2 separate regions of the Homo sapiens genome follow, and region 2 is linked to region 1. The links are chromatin loops, found by intact Hi-C in ENCODE. Cell type or tissue: transverse colon. All regions are shown on one strand.

Region 1 (8,000 bases):
GCCTAGGCCTCCCAAAGTTCTGGGATTACAGGTGTGAGCCACTGTGCTTGGCCCCAAGCTTAAATTTTAAATCCCAAATGGGAATTTGCAACATTCATCTCATGTTGAAAAACATCTTTCTTATGAACTCTGAAGAGGCCTGAAGCCCTCTCTGCTCTTGAATTCTTCTATTTCTTGAGCCAGGGGCAAATCACTAACCTTCTTGGGTCTTAGTTTCTCCATTTATGAAGTGGGAACATTATTGCTCACCATGGCACAACTACCCCAAGGTTAATGGTGACCACAATGACACTCAAATTCCAAACAGGATTTCTGAGAGGACCTCTAATATTTGAATGGAGTACTAGGATGTTAGATCTGGGAGAAATTTGTCTAGTTATATGGCATTATACTCATCTGGTAGGGGACAGAATGGAGTCAGAGAGGTTGAGTGGCTTCAGCATCTCTTTTTATGCATTTTTGTGGTACACAACCACAGTGTGTCTCCTCAGCTCTGGGAGCTCCTTCAAGGAGGCATATCTTAATCATCTTGATGTCACTCAATCCTAGCAGAGTGCCAGGAACACAGCAGATGTTTGCTATTTGTTAAATAAGTTGCTAAAGGCAGTCAGAAAAGGAGTCTCTCTGGTAACTGGACTCCTAGCCAGCCCTCTTTTCATTAAGTCTCAGCTCTGTAAACATTCTTGACAAATATGTTAGTTCAGAACATTCTGGACTCACTGAGGGATTTTTCTCAGCAGCATCTCACTGGAGATGTTTCAATTCCTTTGCCAAGGGTCCTGGTTGTGTGGTCCCACAGGTCTTGGCCAAGTCTGCACAGACGTGGTCTATTTATCTGGGTCTCTTTCTCCCTGCTGTGGGTCCCTTGAGGATTGTGAAAGTGAATTAGTCATCTTTACATCACTGGAGACAAGCACAGTGCCTGGTGCACGATCATGGTTCTATGAGTGTTTGTTGAACAAATTAATGTTAATTAACACTTGTTGAATGCTAACCCCTGTGCCAGCCACCTTTTCAGAGCACTGTACCCAAGGAACTCCTTTGATCCTCACGACAGCATTCTCATCATTATTTTTAAAAACATTTATTTATTTATTTATTTATTTGAGACAGAGTCTTACTCTGTCACCCAGGCTGGAGTGCAGTGGCACAATCTTGGCTCACTGCAACCTCTGCCTCCCAGGTTGAAGCAATTCTCATTCCTCACCCTCCTGAGTAGCTGGGACTACAGGCATGAGCCAGCACGTCCGACTGATTTTTTGTATTTTTAGTAGAGACAGAGTTTCACCGTGTTGGGCAGGCTGGTCTTGAACTCCTGACCTCAAGTGATCCGCCCGCCTCGGCCTCCCAAAGTGTTGGGATTACAAGCGTGAGCCACCACGCCGGGCCCCCTTACATTCTTATCATTATTCCAGTTTTATGGAAGAGGAGACAGGCACAGAGAAGCTTGGAACTGAATAGAAAACCACACAGCTAGTAATTAGAGGAGCTGGGATTTGAACCGAGGGAATTTGGCTTCAGAGTCGACCATACCAGTGATTCCCAACACTTTGTTCTTGGCCCCCCTTTGCACTCTTAAAATTAACTGAGTGCCTCAAAGACCCTGTCTTTATTTAGCACCTCAAGGAGCTAAATCTCTCAAAACTTATGATAGTAAAAATTAAACTGAGGAAATTTACAAATGTTTGTTGATGAATTAATTTAAATATAACAATAATAAGTCCAATTGAATGTTAATGTGACATAGTTTTATTTTTAAAAACTATACTTTTCTTTAAAAATGTAGTGAAAAGAGTGGCAATGTTTTTTGTTGTTGTCATTTTGTTTTGTTTTGAGACGGTTTCACCCTGTTGCCCAGGCTGGAGTGCAGTGGCATGATCATGACTCACTGCAGCCTCCACCTCTTGGGCTCAAGTGTTCCTCCTGCCTTAGCCTCTCAAGTAGCTGGGACCACAGGTGTGTATTACCATGCCCTGCTAATTTTAAAATTTTTTGTAGAGACAGGGTCTTGCTATGTTGCCTGGGCCGGTCTCGAACTTCTGGGCTCAAGCAATTCTCCTGCCTCAGCCTCCCAAAGTGCTGGGATTACAAGTGTGAGCCACTGCCTCAGGCCTGAGTGGCAATGTTTTACATTGTTGCATATTTCTTTAATGTCTGACTTAATAGAAGACAACTGGATTTGCTTATCTGCTGTGTATTCAGCCTCTTGACATATGTCCTGTAGCCTCTAGAAACTCCACTGTACACTTGTGTGAGAGAGAGAAAAGGGCAAATAACATCTTGGGTTTTGGCACTCCCCACGGGTGCCCCCAGGGTATAGCTTGGACAATATATAACTCCCTCTCTGCGTGCTCCCCAGAGTGGAATGGGATCACAAAGCAAGAGACTTGGCCTTCCACGAGACATTAATGCTGCAGAGGTGAGTGATGCAGCCTGCTCTAACCTAGGGCGCCCTGTGATGGGGCTGTGGACTTATGAAACCAATGTGTGTCCTATGCCCTCAAATTCCATGTGGTTTCCTGCCTCTGTGCCTCTGCTCTTCCTGAACCCTCTGTCTGGCATGCTGTCCTCCTTCAGGTGGTTTCCTGGAGACCAAGGCTGTACTGAATATCCCCCTCCTCTAGGCTCTCATAGTACCCCAAATAGACCCCCATGGCAGCCATCACCACATTACATGAGTCTCTCTACCCCAGGCTGAGTGCTCCCTGAGGGCAGGGCTTTAGGATTTAGCCCTCTTTGTATTTCCAGTGTTGAAGGCAGAATGACAGAGCAAAGTGCTGGGGAACATGGGGGTGGAGGAGACAAATTTGACCTGTAGATCGAGGGAAACTTCCTGGAGGAAGGGGATTGGGCCTGGTCTGGTGGCAGAGGGAAGGTAAGGGCAATCCTGTCAGTTGGAACTGTTTGACCCTGGGGCAGGGGCATCTCCCGGGGGAAGACAGAGTTGGCAGAAGTGGTTGGAGGGTCCAAGGCAGAGAGGCCAGTGGGAGACAAAGCTGGGAAGATCAGAGAGGACACAAAGTCACTGCATACAGAAGTCACTTGGATGAAAGGAGCTCTTCTGATCTCAATCTGTGTGAGTTTCAGAGCAATTGGACTGTAGGTGAGTTGATGCCTGGCTCAGTGCAGGAAATGAATATTCAGGCCCTTTCAGCTGAGATGGAAGTGCTTTTCCTGAGCAGCAGTCAACAGACCTCACATTTTAGGAGACCCCTGGTCCCAGAATGACTGTTAGCTGGATTGAATTCTGTACGAGCAAGGTCTTTTTTTTTTTTTTTTTTTTTTTGAGACAGATTCTTGCTCTGTCGCCAAGGCTGGAGCGCAGTGGTGCAATCTCAGCTCACTGTAACCTCTGCCTCCCAGGTTCAAGCACTTCTCCTGCCTCAGCCTCCTGAGTAGCTGAGATTACAGGTGCTCACCACCACACCTGGCTAATTTTTGTATTTTTAGTAAAGATGAGGTTTCACCATGTTGGCCAGGCTGGTCACGAACTCCCTGACCTCAAGTGATCCTCCTGCCTCGGCCTCCCAAAGTGCTGAGATTACCGTTGTGAGCCACCACGCCTGGCCAGGAGCAAGGTCTTAAGCAGAAAAATGCTCACAGCCACTGGGCTAGTAAGTCTGTTTATTCTCAAGGATGAAGGCTCTAGCCCTCATACAAATATGACAGAAAGCAATCACACACCAAGCTACATGACTAGGAAGTAGAGTACTTAAGGAGGCAGAGATTTGTTTTTAGTTGACAGCAAGAAATATATGTTTTCCTCTTATTCTTCAGCTACCATTCTGGCTAGTTTTTATTACTCTCAAGAGAGGCAAAGCCAAGAATTTCTTGTAGACATTATTTCCCAGCAAATGTCGCATTTTAGAATGCATACTGACATCTTCCCCTTAATTAATTTATTCCAGACATTCAACTTGGCAGCATTTAATAAATTATGATTACAAACAACACCACTTAAAAAGTATGATTATTAAAATGGTACTCATTGAAGAATCTGAAAGTACAGAAAAACAAACAAAAAGTAGCAGGCCAGGCATGGTGGCTCACACCTGTAATCCCAGCACTTTGAGAGGCGGAGGCAGGCAGATTGCTTGAGCTCAGGAGTTTGAGACCAGCCCGGCCAACATGGTGAAACCTCGTCTCTACAAAAAATACAAAAATTAGCTGGGTGTGGTGGTGCGTGCCTGTGGTCCTAGCTACTTGAGAGCCTGAGGTGGGAGGATTACTTGAGCTTGGGAGGCGGAGGCTGCAGTGAACTGAGATTGCACCACTGCATTCCAGCCTGGGTGACAGAGGAAGACCCTGTCTCAAAAAACAAACAAACAAACAAACAACAACAACAACAAAAACTAGCAGGAAAAATCTCCCCTCTCTTCTAATTCCAAACACTAAGATTCCCATCCCCGTGTGGTAGTCTCCCCAGATGGCTGCCATCAATTTTTTTTCCTTCGTATGCACATGCTGTTCGACCCAGCAAGAAACCATTCTACCTCCCCTGGAATGTGGCCTGACATCTTGAATTGGGTTGGCCACTACTAGAAGTCTGTATAAATGATGCTGTGCCAATTCTAGGCCTGGACTTTAAGACGTCTGGCAACTTTCACATTCCCTCTGAAAACCTACTGCCACATAAGAAGTCTGACTATGCAGAGACACCATGCTGTGAGGAAGCCCAAGCTGTGATGTGGAGAGGCCACCAGAAGAGAACTAAGTGTCTGACATGTGAAGAAAGCCTTCTCAGTCCTTCCAGCCTAGCCCAGCCCCCAGTTCAGTGCAGTAGAATTAGTGACCTCAGCCAATGCCACCTGGAACAGAAAACCACCCAGCTCAGACTAGTCTACCCAAAGAATCATGAGAAATGATAGTTATTGACTGATGACACCAAGTTTTGCCAAGTCTGTTATTCAGCAGCAAGTAATAACTGAGATGCCTTGTTCTATTTTAGAATATTTTCTTAGTATCTTTTTTCACAGCATTTTTAGCAGTCACACTTATACAATAAATATAATTGGTTTTTAGCACTTTTCACAATACATTTCAGGACATGTCTCTTCTCATTTTATCAAAAGTGGAAGGAATATTTTTAGTGACCACACACTGTTCAATTGTAGGGATGTATTATCATCTGGGCCAATCAAATTCTGTCTGCTGGGAAGGTAGAAATGGGACAAAGTGATTCTGATCAACCTTTGTGGTTGAGGTGGCCACATTTGGATATTGTGCAAGCAGAACTAGAAAATCAGTCACAGACAGAAAGAAGAAAGAAGTGGGCATAGAGGTTGGGCGTGGTGGCTCACGCCTGTAATCCTACCACTTTGGAAGGCCAAGGTGGGCGGATCACTTGAGCTCAGGAGTTCAAGACCAGCCTGGGCAACATGGCAAAACCCCATCTCTACAAAAAATAAAAAAAAATAGCCTGGCATGGTGGTGTGCACCTGTAATCCCAGCTACTGAGGAGGCTGAGGTGGGAGGATTGCTGGAACCCAAGAGGCGGAGGTTGCAGTCAGCCAAGATTGTGCCACTGTAGTCCAGCCTGGGTGACTGAGTAGGACCCTGTCTCAAAAAATATAAAATAAAAAAAGAAAAGAAAAAGAACTAGGCTTAGAAAGAAGAGAGAAAATGAAAAATAGAGATAATACGGCCCATAGTGTGTCCTTGAGGTCTACTGATTTTCTAGTTCTAGCCCTTGTGTTGTATGAAATACTTGAATAGCCTTTTTCCCAGCTGCCATGTAAGAAGTGATAACTGAGATGTAAGAAGTCTGACTATGCAGAGACACCATGCTGTGAGGAAGCCCAAGCTGTGATGTGGTGAGGCCACTAGATAAGGCCTCCTGTATTCCATGAAATACTTGAATATTTTTTTCCAATAAATTCTTCATTTGCTTTCAAACCACTTTGAGAGACTTTTGTTCCCTGCAACCACTTGAATAAGGCCAATGGTTTCAAAAGAAGAGCAGGAAGGAACGTCATGTTGGAGAGGCAGGAAAACCTTCTTTTTTGCAGCATGAAGTTGCCTCTGTGGACTTCAGTTTCCTGATGGTGACTCAGCTCTACAACTTGAAAATGAGCAGTTAACAGGCTGTTTGTGCCAAGTAATTCTAGTGATAGATGTGCATTTTTTCTATAGCTTCCCACCATTATAGTCCACTTTGGAAGCTGAATTCTGATTCAAAAAGGAATGGAGGGCAAAAACCGTGTGTGCTCCTGAGAGAACAGTGCCAAATTCTCCACTTGCAAAATGGGACATTAATAATTGCCGCCTCATTCCACTGAGTCTATGATGAAAATTATTTCTTCAGTTTTTCAAATTTAATCACAGCTTTTGAAATTAAGGACATCTGAATATTGTGTGTGTATATACAGTATAATTAATGCTGTATTTCTGGGCTAAGAGCCCAGAAACTATTGTATATAAGTATACACAAATGTACCTTTACAGTTTGATAATATTTCATTTCCATGTAGGCAATTTTCTTCTTGAATAAATTACTTGATGGTTGTATTTTTTCATGAACCATCATGAGGAAAATTCCAGATTTCCAGATTTGCTCTCCAGTGTTTTGAATGTACAGCAACCTTGCCAATATGTGGCCTTGAACGTTCTGCACATGGCTAAGGATCTGTTGGATTACCATTCTCTATAGCTGCCCTTTTCCATACAGGAGCCACTAGCCACATGTGGCTACTGAGCAACCGTTAGTGGATTAAATCCAAATTCAAGTGTTCTGTAAGTGTAAAATACACACTTAATTTTGATGACTTAGTACCAAAAAAAAAAAAGAAAAGAAAATATCTAATAATTTCTACATTGACTACATGTTGAAATAATAGTATTTTGGATGTACTGGGTTAAATTAAAGATATTAATTTCACCCATTTCTTTATACTTTAAAAAATGTGGTTACTGAAATTTTTAAAATTACATATATGGCTCACTCTTGTGGCTTGCATTATGTTTCCAATTGACAGTGCTACTCTACGGAGCTGAATTCAACCTTTTGTGAGTCTCTCTGGGCCCCCAACCAATAGGGACGAGTAGCCTTAAAGTGCTAGCTTATTTCTTCTCAGGATTCCCAAAAACCAGGGAAAGCAGATAGAAGAATCAGGATGTGTCTGCCCTGGATGCTTCCATTTTTTTTTTTTTTTGGTCTCCTTCTTGACTCTTTGTGTCCTCTCTACCACCTAGTGCTACCTAAGTGGCCCGCCAAGAAAACCTACCCAACATGCACTTCCTGAAACATCTCCCTGAGCTCCAGAGTATTGTATTCTTTTTCTTTTTCACCTCCCCCAAAACTAACAACCCCTCAGTGTAGGAATCTCACATAGCTGTTATATGAAATATGGGCTTTAAAAAATTTCTCACAAGAGTATGTAAGATAAGCCTTTGTATTAGCCTGTTAAAGGTAAGGTTGAAAGGCTCTCCAATGGGACAACTTCTGGCCAAGTGTTCCAGTAGAAAGATGCATTTCCAGCAGTTGAGAGGGCAGTATTTTGGGGTAATGTGTTTAAACCAAACATTGTTAGCACATACCTATTCTGTAAATATACTAACCTTTTCCCTGCTAAAGGCATAGTTATGGGTCATACAATCAAAACGATGTGATCTCACGTTAATTTTCCCTAAAATAATCTCTACCAGCTTCCATAGAAGCCCCTTCTGCCCCTGTCCTCATATCCTTTTCCCTAATTAAAAGTCTATAATTTAGAAGGTGCCATTATCGACCAAATCGCTTCTGTTGTAAAACTATCGGCTGAGATGTTTCTAGCTGTCTTCCATTATTCATGACTCTCTCTCCTTTGAAGTAACTAACTTTTTTTTTTTTTTTTTGAGACGGAGTCTCACTCTGTTGCCCAGGCTGGAGTGCAGTGTCGCGATCTCTGCTCACTGCAAGCTCCGCCTCCCGGGTTCATGCCATTCTCCTGCCTCCGCCTCCCGAATAGCTGGGACTACAGGCGCCCGCCACCACGCCTGGCTAATTTTTTGTATTTTTAGTA
Region 2 (8,000 bases), 54 kb before region 1:
CTTTGGGATAATTTTAAATTTGCAGAAAAGTTGCAAAGATAGTACAAAGAATTGCCATATACCCAGCTTCTGCCAATGGTAACGTCTTACATTTCTACCGTACATTTGTCAAAACTAAGAAACTGACACAGGTGCAATACTATTACCTAAACTCCAGACTTAATTTCAGTTTTGCCAGTTTGCTATTTAATGTGCTTTTTCTATTCCAAGAGACAATCCAGGGGACCATATTGCATTGAGTAACATGCTCTTTTCTAACAAATCTCTGCTTGAGCTAATCTAGCTGATCTTTTAACCAACCTAACTGAGCACCTGTTCTGTACAGGGCCCTGGCTAAGCCAAGTGGGAGGGATAAATAAGTCCTGACATAGTTCGCTGTCTACTTGGAGAGGCTGATGCATAAATAACACTGTAAGATGCATGTAATCAGAGTGGTTTGCAAACAGTGCCCCAAGATTGTGGAGGACAGGCATAGTTCTCTCCACCTGGGGCCTCACTGGGGCCACATTTGCTATGAGTCCAGGAGAATCAGAAGGGCGTTCCTAGATAGGGAAGTGAGCTGGAGAGGGAAATCTGGGAAGGTGATACAGAGTTCCACCCAATTTGACTTTGATAGGAAAGGGAAAGTACTGCAGGGTACTGAGCTGACTATTTAAGATGTGGACGCTTAGAACTAGGAAATGTCCTGGTTTCTAAAAACAATGAAGAGAAGTACTCTAATACTGGGAAAAATGTGTGAGCATGTTAGTTGGGGGGGCTTTTCAACTGGGGCTCATTAGGAAGAAACCCCAGCGATCTTTCTTTCATTATGTGGCAGCTAGTTGAACTATTTGATTTTACAGCAAAGAACTCACAAAAAGAGGGCCTTTGTTCCCAGGTTGAAAGCACAAGAAAATACCAAAAACTTGAATCATACCAGCATCCAGGTAGAAAATCATTCATATCATTTGCCAGTTGTTAATTTTGTTGGTGGCGATCATCTATGCTCTTCCCTCACCCTAGGGGTGCTGACCCTCATCTTAGGAGAGGCTCGACTTGTAGAGCGAGGACTCATTTCCCCCACCCAAGCCAAACAGGTGCAGGGGAATGGAGCAGTTTGACACCAGCCGCAGCTCTGTCCTAGGAGAAGATCATGATGTGACCTGGGGATAAAGACTGAAAACAAAGCTCAAAGCAGTGCTCTCTAAAAGCAGGGTGTCCCTTGATGTCTGAAGAAATGACAATGTTGACCTATAGGCTTCTAGGTAAGGTTCCAAAAATGTACCCTCAGGGTCCATCTTCCATACTCAAAGCTTAACTTCAGTTCCCCCACAAAGATTTGCTTTCTCGACGCAAAGAAGGCCAAGATGTAGGATCCATGCTCTTCTAATGTGGTCTTCTACAAAATTCTCAATGGGCCCACACTCCCCAGCAATCCCAGACTTATGAGTCCATATTCCAGCTGTTTAGCTCAAGGGCTCACAAGGCAGGTGGGTTTCACTTAAAGGCAAAAGAAGAGGACAAGAGTCGTGGGGGTAGCTCCCCACAGGTGAGGGCTGGCGGTTGAGAAGGCAGGAGAAAGTGTCAGTTTCATGGCTGACGGGAATCCAGTGTGACTTCAATAGCTGAATTGAGGCCGGGCGCGGTGGCTCGTGCCTGTAACCCCAACCCTTTGGGAGGCCGAGGCAAGAGGATCATTTGAGCCCAGGAGTTCAAAACCAGCCTGGGTAATGTAGTGAGACTTCGTCTTTACAAAAAATAATGATAATAATAATAATAACAACTTGAGTGAGCCTTCATCTTTCTGAGCCTCAGATTTTCCATCTGTAGATGAGAATCTTATCACCTGCCCTGCCTATCTTGCAAGGTTCCAGTAAGAATTCGAAAAACAAATGAATGCAGAATACATTGCCTGGTATAATAATACTCAATAAAGGGCAGCTATTGTTCATATTACTTCATGTATAATAAAAAAGTTATTTCTTATAATTGAATTCCTAGTAAATATGAGAGTCTCCCTGCAGTAAAGAAGAGAACAAACTTTATGCTACTAGAAAAAATATGTGGCTATTTGCCTATTGTGGTGGAGAGAATTATCACTCTCCAATTCAGGACAGGGTCCACGTCCTGTACGTCACATGGGAAAGGGGAATTTAGGTGGCAGATGGAATTAAGGTTGCTAAGCAGATGACTTTAAAATAGGGTGACTATCCTGAAGTTTTGGGATGGACTTAATGTAATCACAAGAGTCCTTAAAAGCAAAAAAGGAAGATGGGACTATGCAAGGGAGGACCAGCGGGATGGCAGCCTGAGAAGGACTTGGCCGGGCACTGCTGGCTTTGAAGATAGAGGGAGGGAGTCCTAAGCCAAGGAATGTAGAAACCTCTAGAAGCTGGAGAAGGTGAGGAAATGGATTCTCACCAAGAGCCTACAGACAGGAATGCAGTCCCGCCGACACCTTGCTCTTAGTCCAGTAAGATTCATGTCAGACTTCCGATCTACAAAACTGTAAGATAAAAAGCATGTGTGGGCTGGGCGCAGTGGCTCACGCCTGTAATCTCAGCACTGTGGGAGGCCAAGGTGGGCAGATCATCAGAGGTCGGGAGTTCAAGACCAGCCTGACCAACATGGTGAAACCCCATCTCTACTAAAAATGCAAAATTAGCCTGGCGTGGTGGCGCATCCCTGTAGTCCCAGCTACTTGGGAGGCTGAGGCAGGAGAATTGCTTGAACCCGGAAGTTGGAGGTTGCAGTGAGCTGAGATCACGCCACTGCACTCCAGCCTGGACAACAAGAGCGAAACTCTGTCTCAAAAAAAAACAACAAAAAGAAACGTGTGGCCATGGACACAAACAAGGGAACAATAGACACTGGGGCCTATTCGAGAGTGGAGGGTGCGGGGGAGTGAGGATTGAAAAACTACCTATGGCTACTATGCTGATTACCTGGGTGACAAAATAATCTGCACACCAAACCCCTGCAACATGTAGTTTATCTATAGGACAAACCTGCACATGTATCCCTGAACCTAAAATAAAAGTTTAAAAAATGTGTGTGTTGTTTTAAGCCACTTCGTTTGTGATCATTGGTTACAGCAGCAATAGAAAACGGACACACCTGTCAACAGAAATTCTGGAGTAATGGCACATTCTTGGATGTAGGAATGATATGTTATTAGCTGCACAGTTTTTTGGAAACTCCTTTACTCCTCTTCTCATGATGAATTAGTCACAGATGAATTAGTATTTTTCCCCCCATTTATCTGGCATGGATTGTAGTTGCTGAACTAAGGCAGCTATTTACAGCGCTCTTCTTATACCTCCGACTATGTTTGCAGAAACTTACATACAAAATACTGTTGCCTGATTCAGGCTGCCTGGTTTGGTTTTGAACAGGGTGTGTCAAGGTACATTCAAAGAGAAACTCTGACTCAAGGGCAAAGTGATGTTGATAGAGTCCAACTCAAAATATTTAGAGAAAAAGATGGGTATAGTCAGACAGTGGGCTTTCTCCCTTGTGTTTTCAAGGTTTTCCTGAGAACAACAGACATATTGTGGCTTTCCCCTTAGCTTACTATTAACATGAAGCGAGAGGTCAATGACACTGTCTGGCTCCTCAAAGGAGCTAAGAGAAGGGAAGAAAAATCCAAATTCCCAGGTAAACATCTGTAAAAGGATTTGGAACTAAGGATAAGGAAGTTCCGAGGCTTACTGAAAGGGAAGGGAAGGCAGCATTATTTACTGGCCATGGATCGTACTTCCTGTTGTGAAGCTCAGCACTGTTTCATAACAGCTGGGGGCTGCTGTCTCTTCTGCTGTAATGAGGAAGCAGCGTTCTTGGTTCCTCCATATTACACAAGTTAATGACCTCTACTGCACGGTGAAATTGGCATAGGGAGAAGAATGGGACGCTTGCCCCTGTAAATACAATAAAGCTTTTTTTAAAAAAATTGTGGGAATATCTTTTCATAGATAATGTTATTGAGTATGTCACATGTCCTTTACCCCTCTGTAGGCTCTTGACTTGTCTGGAGATTAAAACAGGTTAAAGAGATAAGTACTCACCAGGGACTGCCCCTTAGCATGCATTTGTTGTCACTACACAGCCAGGGGCTACAAAAACCAGCATAGTCCTTTAAAAAAGGAATTCGGTTCGTGTCCTTCTTATCATATAATTTTGCTACAAACCCCACAAAAACTGTTTTTGCAGCAAATTTGCCTGGAAGGTCGGCCAGGGAATTGTGAAACAACATTTTTACCTTGACAGGAGACATGATAACTTGCCCTTATCCTTCTGCAGATAAGTCATACTGTGGCTAGGTTCACACATGTGAGATACAGTGAAAAACTGAAGAGACTTCTTGGATATCTCATTGGATAAATGCTCAAAAATCTAGATTTTTTTTGGCAAAAAGGTCTTTCAGGTTAGCAGACAGAGGTTGGCTTTCCTTATCACACCGTGTGAGTTCAAATTCAGATTGGGCTATTAACAAACTGTGTGGCCTTGACTAAGTTAATTAACATCTCTGTGCTTCAGTGTTCTCAACTTTAACGGAGAGAGTAGTAATACATATGCCATATTCTTGGTGTGAGAATTAAGTAAGGCAACATATGAAGCCCACAGAACAGTGCCTGATACTATAAAATGCTCCATCAATGTTAGCTATTTTAATTAGACAGAATGGATGTAAATTCGTGATTGAGGAATAGAAGGTACAGAAACAGATGAGTCATCAAAGGGAAGGAATGCTTGAAAGCCCAGGAAACACTGCCCACCCGCATGTATGCTATCATTTGCACCCAGCATTCAGGGTTCTCCTGACTGAAGAAGCTTCTCTTCCTGCCTTCTTCTCTCCTTTCCTTGTTTCCCATGACAATCCTTCTGGAAGTGTCTGCACCAGCCACACAGGTCTCCAGGGCTTTCCTATCTTCTTCCCCTCAGTCTCACACATTCACAAGGTTTTTGTTTTTTTTAAAAAAAATTATTTTAAGTGACTTTAGATATCTTGCTTGTGTTATAACTTTAAAAAATCTTGGGCTGGGCGCAGTGGCTCACGCCTGTACTCCCAGCACTTTGGGAGGCCAAGGCGGGTGAATCACGAGGTCAGGAGTTCAAGACCAGCCTAGCCAACATGGTGAAACCCCGTCTCTGCTAAAAATACAAAAATTAGCTGGGTGTGGAGGTGCACACCTGTAATCCCAGCTACTCTGGAGGCTGAGGCAGGAGAATAGCTTGAACCCGGGAGGCAGAGGTTGCAGTGAGCCAAGATCGTGCCATTGCACTCTAGCCTGGGCGACAGGGTGAGACTCCATCTCAAAAAAAAAAAAAAAAAAAAAAATCTGGACCAGAAACATTGCATGGTTTTACAAACTTATTCCATTTTGTACTTAGGAAATATAGACTAAATCCCAGGTTTTCAATTTCCTTACCATTGTGCCATACTAAATATTGGGGATTCTACTCTTCTAGCAGTGCAAATCTGTGCTACTCTATTCATTCTCCATCATTGCTTAAGCTTCCAGGTTTGGTTTCTTATCTCTCCATTAGATTCTAAGCATTCCAGGGCAGGGATCAAATGTAAGCTTTGTATTCTCAAAGGTATCTCAAGTTCAAATCTCAAGTCTGACACTGGTGAGAATCTTCAGTAAATATCTAATGACTTTTGCATTGCTTCAGTGATTAAATGGCTATAAAAGGCAGATTGTTTCCCTCCTACTGAAGGCACTGTGGATAGGTGCACCCATATCGAATGGCCCCTCACTATTGTGAGTGCTGGCTGTTTTCATCACAGTGGGTGGCATTCTAGGCTCTTTCCCCAGGCTTGGAGTCTCTCTCAATGCCATGATCTTAGCATTCTGCCCGTTGACCACACTGGAAGTGAAACTACATGCTTATTTCTCATGGTGGGACACAGTGCACAAGGAAGTAAAAAAAAAAAAAAAAAAGGGAAAAAGAGAACAGACCTACTTTGTTCCCCTTAATCTCAGGATTGGTGAATTACTGAGTTTGGGGCAGGCTTTAGAGGCTGGTAAATGACATGACATTGCCTCCTTTGTGGCTACTGAGTTCCTTTTGCGGGGGGATGGAAGACAGTTTCAAAGTTTTAACTTTGATCATCTTACCTGGGAAATGTAAGAAAGGCAGGACCCTCACCTGTTATGATGGAGTGCAGGGCCCAGGCAGGGGACACTGCAGGGACTTGTGGTGGCAACTAGTGCATTATCTTCTTGTGTCTTCATTTCTTCTGGATGAAGTTCATGCCGAAGACTTCTTAGGAAACCCATTCGTTAAGGGGAAGGTACTCCATTGCCTCACTTAGTTACATATTATCCTGGCCTTTCACAGCCTGGATTAAAGTCTGAGGCCTCTCTAATGCAAGCTCATGGTAGGATAGAATATCACTCTTGTCAGGCCATTCATATTGACTGGTCTTTGACATACTCCGGATACTCTGAAAATACTGCTCTGCAGTTGTCAGCATTTTAAAGGGGGAAAACCATGGTTAAAACAAACTAAATATGGCCTGAGAAGAACTCCATACTTCTATATTTGAGTCCTTGTGGACAAACTATAGCCTAGCTTAATAGGCAGACAAAATTGAAAACCTAACTTAGTAGTATGCACCTGTAACAATAGCTAAGTCTTGGCCAATCCCAGTGGCCATACTTCAACCATTCATACACCGCTGAGTGTTCAAACTGTGTTCAAATAAGGCATATGCCGAGCTGTAACCAGCCCAGTCGTTCTGGACCTCATTTCCCATTTCTGTACATAATTTCCCTTTTTTTGGTCTATAAATCTTCTTCCATCACGTGGCTGCACTGAAGTCTCTGTGAATCTGCTGTGATTCTGGGGGCCGCCCGATTCAGGAATTGTTCATTGCTCAATTAAATACCTTTACATTTAATTTGGCTAAAGTTTTTCTTTTATCACCATTGCCAGGCCTCCTTGGAACACCTATCTCCCACCATTCATTGCCTTTCATGGACTAAGTCAGGTACCACTTTCTGTTTCAGCCTAGAAAAAGTATTTCCTCCTCAACCTTAGAGAGAGGAGGCTAGACGAGATGGCAAGTACCTTCCAGTCCCAACATCCTAAGCATCTCCTTTCTCTTGGTGTGAAGTGATATAGGGAAAAGAAAGTAGGAGTTGGAGTCAGATTTGGATTCCAAAGGCAGTATTCCTGCTTCCTGGCTGTATAGAGTTAAGTGAGTCCATTTCTTCAAGGCTCAATTTTCTCATCTCTAAAATGGGAATGACGATACTAGTCTCAAAGTGCTGTTGGGAGCACTACTGACGTCCTGCTTGCAAAGCATCTAGTACAATGCCTGGCCCACAGTAAGCATTGAATGCATTTAGCTATTATTATTATTATTATTAATAGAACTGTGTAAATAACATTAGTATCTTTTATGGGACTAAAAAACAAAACAAAAAAAGAACTGGTCAGGTGAATCCTCACATGTTATGTTAAAACTCTAGGGACCAGGCCAGATGTGGTGGCACATGCCTGTAATCCCAGCACTTTGGGAGGCCGAGGTGGGAGGATCTTTTGAGCCCAAGAGTTTAAGACCAGCCTGGTCAACATAGCAAAGCCACATCTCCACTAAAAAAAAAAAAAAAAAAAAAAAATTCTGCCTGGTGTGGTGGTGTACACCTGTGGTGCCAGCTACTCGGGAGGCTGACGTGGGAGGATCGCTCAAGCCTGAGGGGGCCAAGGCTGCAGTGAGCCGTGATCATGCTACTGCACTCAGCCGGGGTTACAGAGTGAGACCTTGTCTCAAAATAAAATAAACAGACAAAAAACAAAATTATAGGAAATAATAAATGCCAGTCTTTCTCCTTCATTTCAGGGCCCAAATCACATCTTGCTGTTGTTGTATGACTATTTTCTTTTTGGTCTTCTTTCTACTATATTTAACTTTTGCATGTATTCCAGAGTATCTGACAAAGTGCAGTATGCATGGTAGTGTATTACAAAACATCTAAGATATAGAATTGATCATCTGTTTCTTAGCTGGC

What was found. Hi-C counts contacts between places; a loop is a spot of excess contacts. Peaks named below come from ENCODE experiments on the same cell type or tissue, not always from the same donor. Only the 100,000 strongest peaks of a DNase experiment are listed, where the experiment ranks them.
Region 2: it touches region 1 in a loop (15-fold over the local background); 11 of 110 quality-filtered maps call a loop at or near these places.

What each region holds. Positions count from the first base shown.
Region 1 is chrX:13,064,172-13,072,171 of GRCh38, forward strand. The region is part of intron 2 of LOC105373133 (a long non-coding RNA gene); the gene reads left to right. Among named protein-coding and RNA genes, the nearest start is that of FAM9C, 24 kb to the left of the region's middle. In transverse colon, no CTCF peak of the experiment used is centred here; no DNase peak of the experiment used is centred here.
Region 2 is chrX:13,010,168-13,018,167 of GRCh38, forward strand. No RefSeq gene overlaps it. Among named protein-coding and RNA genes, the nearest start is that of FAM9C, 30 kb to the right of the region's middle. RefSeq lists enhancers at 3,284-3,363, 3,474-3,643. In transverse colon, no CTCF peak of the experiment used is centred here; a DNase peak (open chromatin) is centred at 3,764; H3K27ac peaks cover 1,613 bases.